2 separate regions of the Homo sapiens genome follow, and region 2 is linked to region 1. Evidence: chromatin loops called from intact Hi-C (ENCODE). Cell type or tissue: GM12878. All regions are shown on one strand. Links, peaks and the distances in the headings refer to the core of each region. The heading gives the core; the rest is flanking DNA.

Region 1 (2,916 bases), core at 262-2,761:
GCTGAAGTTTTAAATTTTCTGTTTTCCAAGTCCCTGATCAGAATATTTAAAAAGATTATTTCTTGGCTGCCTCAGGCCCACAGTTGAGTTGTGGTTCGGGATGATTTCTACTGGGAATGGCTTTTCTTGGCCAGAGTTAAAATCTGTCATATATACACACACACACACACACACACATACACATACACACACACACGTATATATATATATTTGGGGTTTTTTTTTTGGGGGGGGGATGAATTTTAAAACATAGAGATTTTAAAACAAAAGAGACAGGCAGAAATGCAAAACAATCCAAAGAGTGATCTAATGGTTCCAAGATTCTGTTTGACCAATCAAATTACAATAGTTAACGTGGGCCTGCCCACCACTTACCCTATTTCTCCTGCTAGTCCTCTTTTCCTCCAGGTCTTGCTCTCTGTGCAGTGAAAGAATATGACATTTTGCTAGGGGCACATGTCTCCAGTTTCCTCCACTGACATTGGACCCCAGAGCTCAATTCAAATGAAATGGGAGAGACAGGACATAATTAAAATCCTCGTCAGGCCCACTTAGAAGACCTATTACAGGGTCCAGACTTCACGAAGGCTGCATGAACCTTATACATGGGTTGAATCCCCAGTAATTCCTGCACTGCCCACACTGCACACTACCGACTTTGACTATCTGTGCAGCATTTGGCTAGCAGTAGCCTCCCAAAGCCATATGAGAGAGAACTGCTCTGAGGGACAATGAGAACTGAAAGAGAAAAATTCCAAAACAGAAAACACACACACACACACACCCCTCAAAACAAAAGGGGCTTTCTGGGTAGCATTTAAGCAAAATTAATTTTACTGAATGGAGGTATTAGAGTTTAGCCCATGCTGTTGTGTGTTTTGAGAAAAGCATATTTCTATGTAGTTATTTAGAAGTTGCATCCTAGGCCGGGTGTTGTGGATCATGCCTGGAATCCCAGTGCTTTGGGAGGCAAAGGATGCAGGAGAATCACTTGAAGCCAGGATTTTAAGACCAGCCTGAGAAACACAGTGAAACCCCCATCTCCACAAAAAGTGTTTTAAAAATTAACCAGGTATGAGGGTGCATGGCTGTAGTCAGCTACTTAGGAGGCTGAGCCCAGGAGTTGGAGGCTGCAGAGAGCTATGATCCTGCCACTGCACTCCAGCCTGGGCAACAGAGTGAGACCCCCAACTTTAAAAAAAGAAAATAAAAAAGAAGTTGCATCCTATCATATTTCTCATGACTGTACATTTATTTATTTAAACTTCATCAAGAGGAGAGCATTAATTTGTTTTTCTGAGAAAAGACGCATGATATCCTTGAGGACAAACAGAGCAAGTATTTTTCAAATAATATTCTACAAATTAACAACACCTCAGGAGAGACAGAAAGGGGGCGTGCAGAGCCCTGCGTGCTGCTCTGAGTGATGGCTGGTTGGTGAGGAAGTCTCCTGTCCCTCGGAGCCTCCTGCTCCCCTGCACGCTTAGCCCTGCGAGGCTCTTTTCTGAAACCAGACGTGATACAGAGGAAGGACTCTTGCCATCTGCGGCATCTCCGTCTGAATCAGTCTTCAATGTGGTTTTCAATTATTACATTTCCCAGACAATGCCCCATCCCCTACAATCTTATATTTAACAAAAGGCTGCCTATACCATTTTTTTTTTAAAAAAAGGCAAAAGATGGTGAACACAAAATTAAATGAAAAATTAAATGTGTGCTTATGATTTCTAAACATTTAAAAATGTGTCTGTGTGCATGGCGGAACTGCCACCAAATTCTACCTCTTGCGGCTGAAACCACTGTTTAATGTGGTCTTTTTGGTACTTCAGTAACTATAACCACTTGAATGAGTGCAAGATGATGAAGGCAGCAGCATGGCAGGTTTCATAGCAGTATCATAAGACAGCTTCCAAGATACAAAATAACAGTGATTCTATTTTATGGTGAGGAAATGAAGTTACACCATAATTAAATAATTTTCCCAAAATTTTAACTGAAAACAAGGAAGAAGAAAGAACTAGAACTCAGCAAGGGAGTTCAGACGGAACCCTCGTTTCCACACTCTTATCATCTAGTCCTTTTCTCATTTACATACTACAGTATATCTTAGTCCTGCCACAATAAATAATATAAGCTCTCTTCTCTCCTGAAAAGAGTTCATTCTGGGGGCCAGACAGGGTGCCTATTTCTTTTTAATACTGCCCCTCAGTCCTGTGAGCTCTGATTAAATGGTTTCACATGCTGAGTTAAATAATTGGAGTTGCCTAGTTCCCGACCGTTTGTTTGCCAGCTATAATGAGTGTGGCTGTTTTAAGGGAATGACTGATACACGAAAGCAGCAAGAAAAGCAAACAAGGCATCCTATTCAAAGAATGTGAAGAACGAAAGGTTACCACGGCCCAGCCTCCTGGGCACAACCCCACGCCCCCCGCCCACCCCACACCTCCATGCTCATAAATTGCAAATCTACATTCACAGCACAATGCTTTCACTGGCAAGCTGCCTCAAAAATCAGAATGCTAGTAATGCCAAGGCCTAGCTCCCAGCCCCTGTTTTGTTTTTGTCATTTACCAGCTGAGTATCCTTGAGAAAGCTGCTTCACTGTTCTGGGGCTGCAGTTTCCTCATCTGTCAAAGGAAAAGACCAACAGGACCTCAGTGACATTCTGTGCTTCCTCATAGGGAAGGTGGTTAAAGTTATTTTAATGAAGGCCACCGTGATCACCCAGAGGCCCCACTGGTGAGTCCATGAGCTGTAGAGTGTTATTTTATGTATTCCAAAGGAAGGGGAAGGTCTATACTGAAAAATGGACTCTATGTCTACACTTAAAAGCTTAAATTTTAATAGTGGCAGTAACATATCAAACTAGGAAGAGAAAAATAATAAAGGAGTGTATGTACAATACTTGTTTTTTAT
Region 2 (2,916 bases), core at 190-2,689, 180 kb after region 1:
CAGAAAGGAAAAAGTAACTCTTCTGGCATTAGTGGAAATTACAACCCATTAGAACTAATAATTGCTAACCCACTAGATCCCCACTGGAAAACAGGGGAATATGTAACCCTAGGAATTGATGGGACCGGTCTTGATCCCAGAGTCCATATCTTGATATGAGGAGAAGTCCAAAAATGCTTTCCCCAACCAGTGTTTCAAACTTTCTATAATGAACTAAATGTGCTGGTACCAGAAATTCCAGGAAAAACTAGAAACTTGTTTTTGCAATTAGCTGAGCATGTAGCTGGTCTCTTAATGTCACTTCATGTTATGTTTGTGGAGGAACCATAATGGGAGATCAGTGGCCATGGGAAGCCTGAGAATTAGTGCCTACAGACCCCGTTCCCTGTGAATTCCCAGCCCAAAAGAATCATCCTGATAACTTCTGGGTCCTAAAAGCCTCAATTATTGGGCAGTATTGCATAGCTAGAGAAGGAAAAGAATTTACCCACCCTGTAGGATGGCTCAGTTGTCGTGGACAACTACCAAAACAGCCATTTGGTGGAGTTCAAACTACACTGAAAAGAATCCATTTAGTAAATTTCCAAAGTTGCTGACTGTGTGGACCCACCTGGAGTCCCATCGGGACTGGATGGCTGCCACTGAATCCACATACTGGATATGTGGGCATAGAGCCTATGCTAAGCTGCCTGACCAATGGACAGGTAGTTGTGTTATTGGCACTATTAAACCATCTTTCTTCCTACTGCCCATAAAAACAGGTGAACTTCTAGGCTTCCCTGTCTATGCTTCCCACGAAAGGAGAAGCATGGCCATAGGTAATTGGAAAGATGACGAATGGCCCCCTGAAAGAATTATACAATACTATGGGCCTGCTACTTGGACACAAGATGGCTTGTGGGGATAACGGACCCCCATTTACATGCTCAACCGAATCATACGGTTGCAAGCCGTCTTAGAAATCATCACTAATAAAACCGGCCAAGCCTTGACTTTACCGGCCTGACAAGAAACTCAGATGAGAAATGTTATCTATGAAAATAGATTGGCTCTTGACTACTTACTAGCAGCTGAAGGAGGGGCCTGTGGAAAATTTAACCTTACTAATTGCTGCCTACACATAGATGATCGAGGGCAAGTAGTCGAAGACATAGTTAGAGACATAACAAAGCTGGCACATGTGCCTGTGCAAGTGTGGCATGGGTTTGATCCTGGGGCCATGTTTAGAAAATGGTTCCCAGTGATAAGAGGATTTAAAACTCTTATAATAGGAATTATAGTAGTAATAGGAACCTACCTACTCCCTTGTGTGCTACCTGTACTCCTCCAAATGATAAAAAGCTTTGTTGCTACCTTAGTCACCAAAATGCTTCAGCACAAGTGTACTATATGAATCACTATCGATCTGTCTTGCAGGAAGACATAGGTAGTGAGGATGAAAGTGAGAACTCCCACTAGAGAGTGAGGGTCTCAAAGGGGGAAATGAGAGAGGAGACCACTTCTCATATTGTCTTATACTTAATTTCTTGTTTGCTGAAAAAGTAGAAGTTAAAAGAATAGGCAGAAGTGAAATTCATAGGCAGCCCCACGCCACATTTTGGGCCTGGTAGTTAAAATTCAACCCCTGACCTCACCACTTGTGTTATCTTTAGATTCTAGACATTGTATGAGGAAGCATTGTGAAACTCCCTGTTCTGTTCTGTTTCATTCTGATTACTGGTACATGCAGCCTCCAGTCATGTAACCCTCATTTGCTCAATCAATCACAACCTCCCGCCCCCCGCCCTTCACGCGGCCCCTTTAGAGTTGAGAGCCTTGTAAGGGACAGGAATTACTTATTCAGGGAGCTCGGTTACCAGGACGTGAGTCTGCCAGTGCTCCCAGCTGAATAAAACTCTTTCCTTCCACAATCTGGTGTCTGAGGGATTTTGTCTACAACTTCTCCTGCTACATTTCTCCATAGCCTTAAACAACAACAACAAAAAATAATGCAAGAAAAAATAATACATGTTTTCTGGGGAAAAAGGAAGTAACTAGAAGAACCCAGTGAAAAGAAAATTTAGCACAACAATTTTTGCAGTCTTACAAAGCAACTTAGGAAGCAATTGATCCAAATTAAAACAAAAGATCACCAGGTTCTGTGAAGGTCTTCAAAAACAAGATGGCTTTATTTACGATTAAGAAACTGGAAGCTCTTAAAGACATGTTTCTTTGGTCAAACAACAATAAAAAAAGAAAGATAATTAGAAACTCCAGGAAAAAAAACTGTACAGAAAAATCACTTCATATATAATATAAACTAAATTGTGAAAAAAAATTGAGTAATTATCACATTGAGACAGAGTAGAGACAGGGTTTGGCTTCAGCTCACCCCCATTAGAGCCTTCTTTCGTGCATTCCCACTGATCACAAAGCCCACACCACTACCTCACTGATAGTCCTTTTACATAAAAAATTCCAGGAACTGGCATTAGGAGACAACGAAGTTTGCAGTGTCCCACCTTGGGAAGGCAGACTGAGCAACTGATTCACAGCCTTTTTGGGAAAGGGCAGACCACCAGGTGGCCCATGAGACCCATGACTCAAGATAACCATCTGCAACCAGATAATGCTGACCTGCATACCCTACCCCTCATGTGCTTTGCCCAGCCCAGCCTGCATATTCCACCCCCATGTCAATTCTGGAGCTTTGCCTAATCAAAAAAGCCATACCATGTCTTTTTGGAGAGTGAGCCAGGGAATTATCTCTCTTTTGAGCTGTCTCCCTTTGTCTGAGCATAAGCTCCCATAAAGCCTTGTTTAGGAAAACTCTTTTGGCCTCATGTCAATCTCTATTACATTGAGAGCCCAAGAACCCATGGTTGGTAACAACAATGTAAAGAAAAACTAATACATTTGACTTGAGACAGTCTTTAG

Evidence for each region. Hi-C counts contacts between places; a loop is a spot of excess contacts. Peaks named below come from ENCODE experiments on the same cell type or tissue, not always from the same donor. Only the 100,000 strongest peaks of a DNase experiment are listed, where the experiment ranks them.
Region 2: a loop joins it to region 1, with 2.5 times the contacts of the local background. A loop is called at or near these places in 2 of 110 quality-filtered maps.

The regions. Positions count from the first base shown.
Region 1 is chr14:56,001,966-56,004,881 of GRCh38, reverse strand. It overlaps LOC105370512 (a long non-coding RNA gene), which reads right to left and starts at 194. Exons shown (of 4, transcript XR_007064183.1): 1 at 1-194. In GM12878, for the core only: no CTCF peak of the experiment used is centred there; DNase peaks (open chromatin) are centred at 1,501 and 1,801.
Region 2 is chr14:55,818,585-55,821,500 of GRCh38, reverse strand. No RefSeq gene overlaps it. Among named protein-coding and RNA genes, the nearest start is that of LINC00520, 23 kb to the right of the region's middle. In GM12878, for the core only: no CTCF peak of the experiment used is centred there; a DNase peak (open chromatin) is centred at 1,670.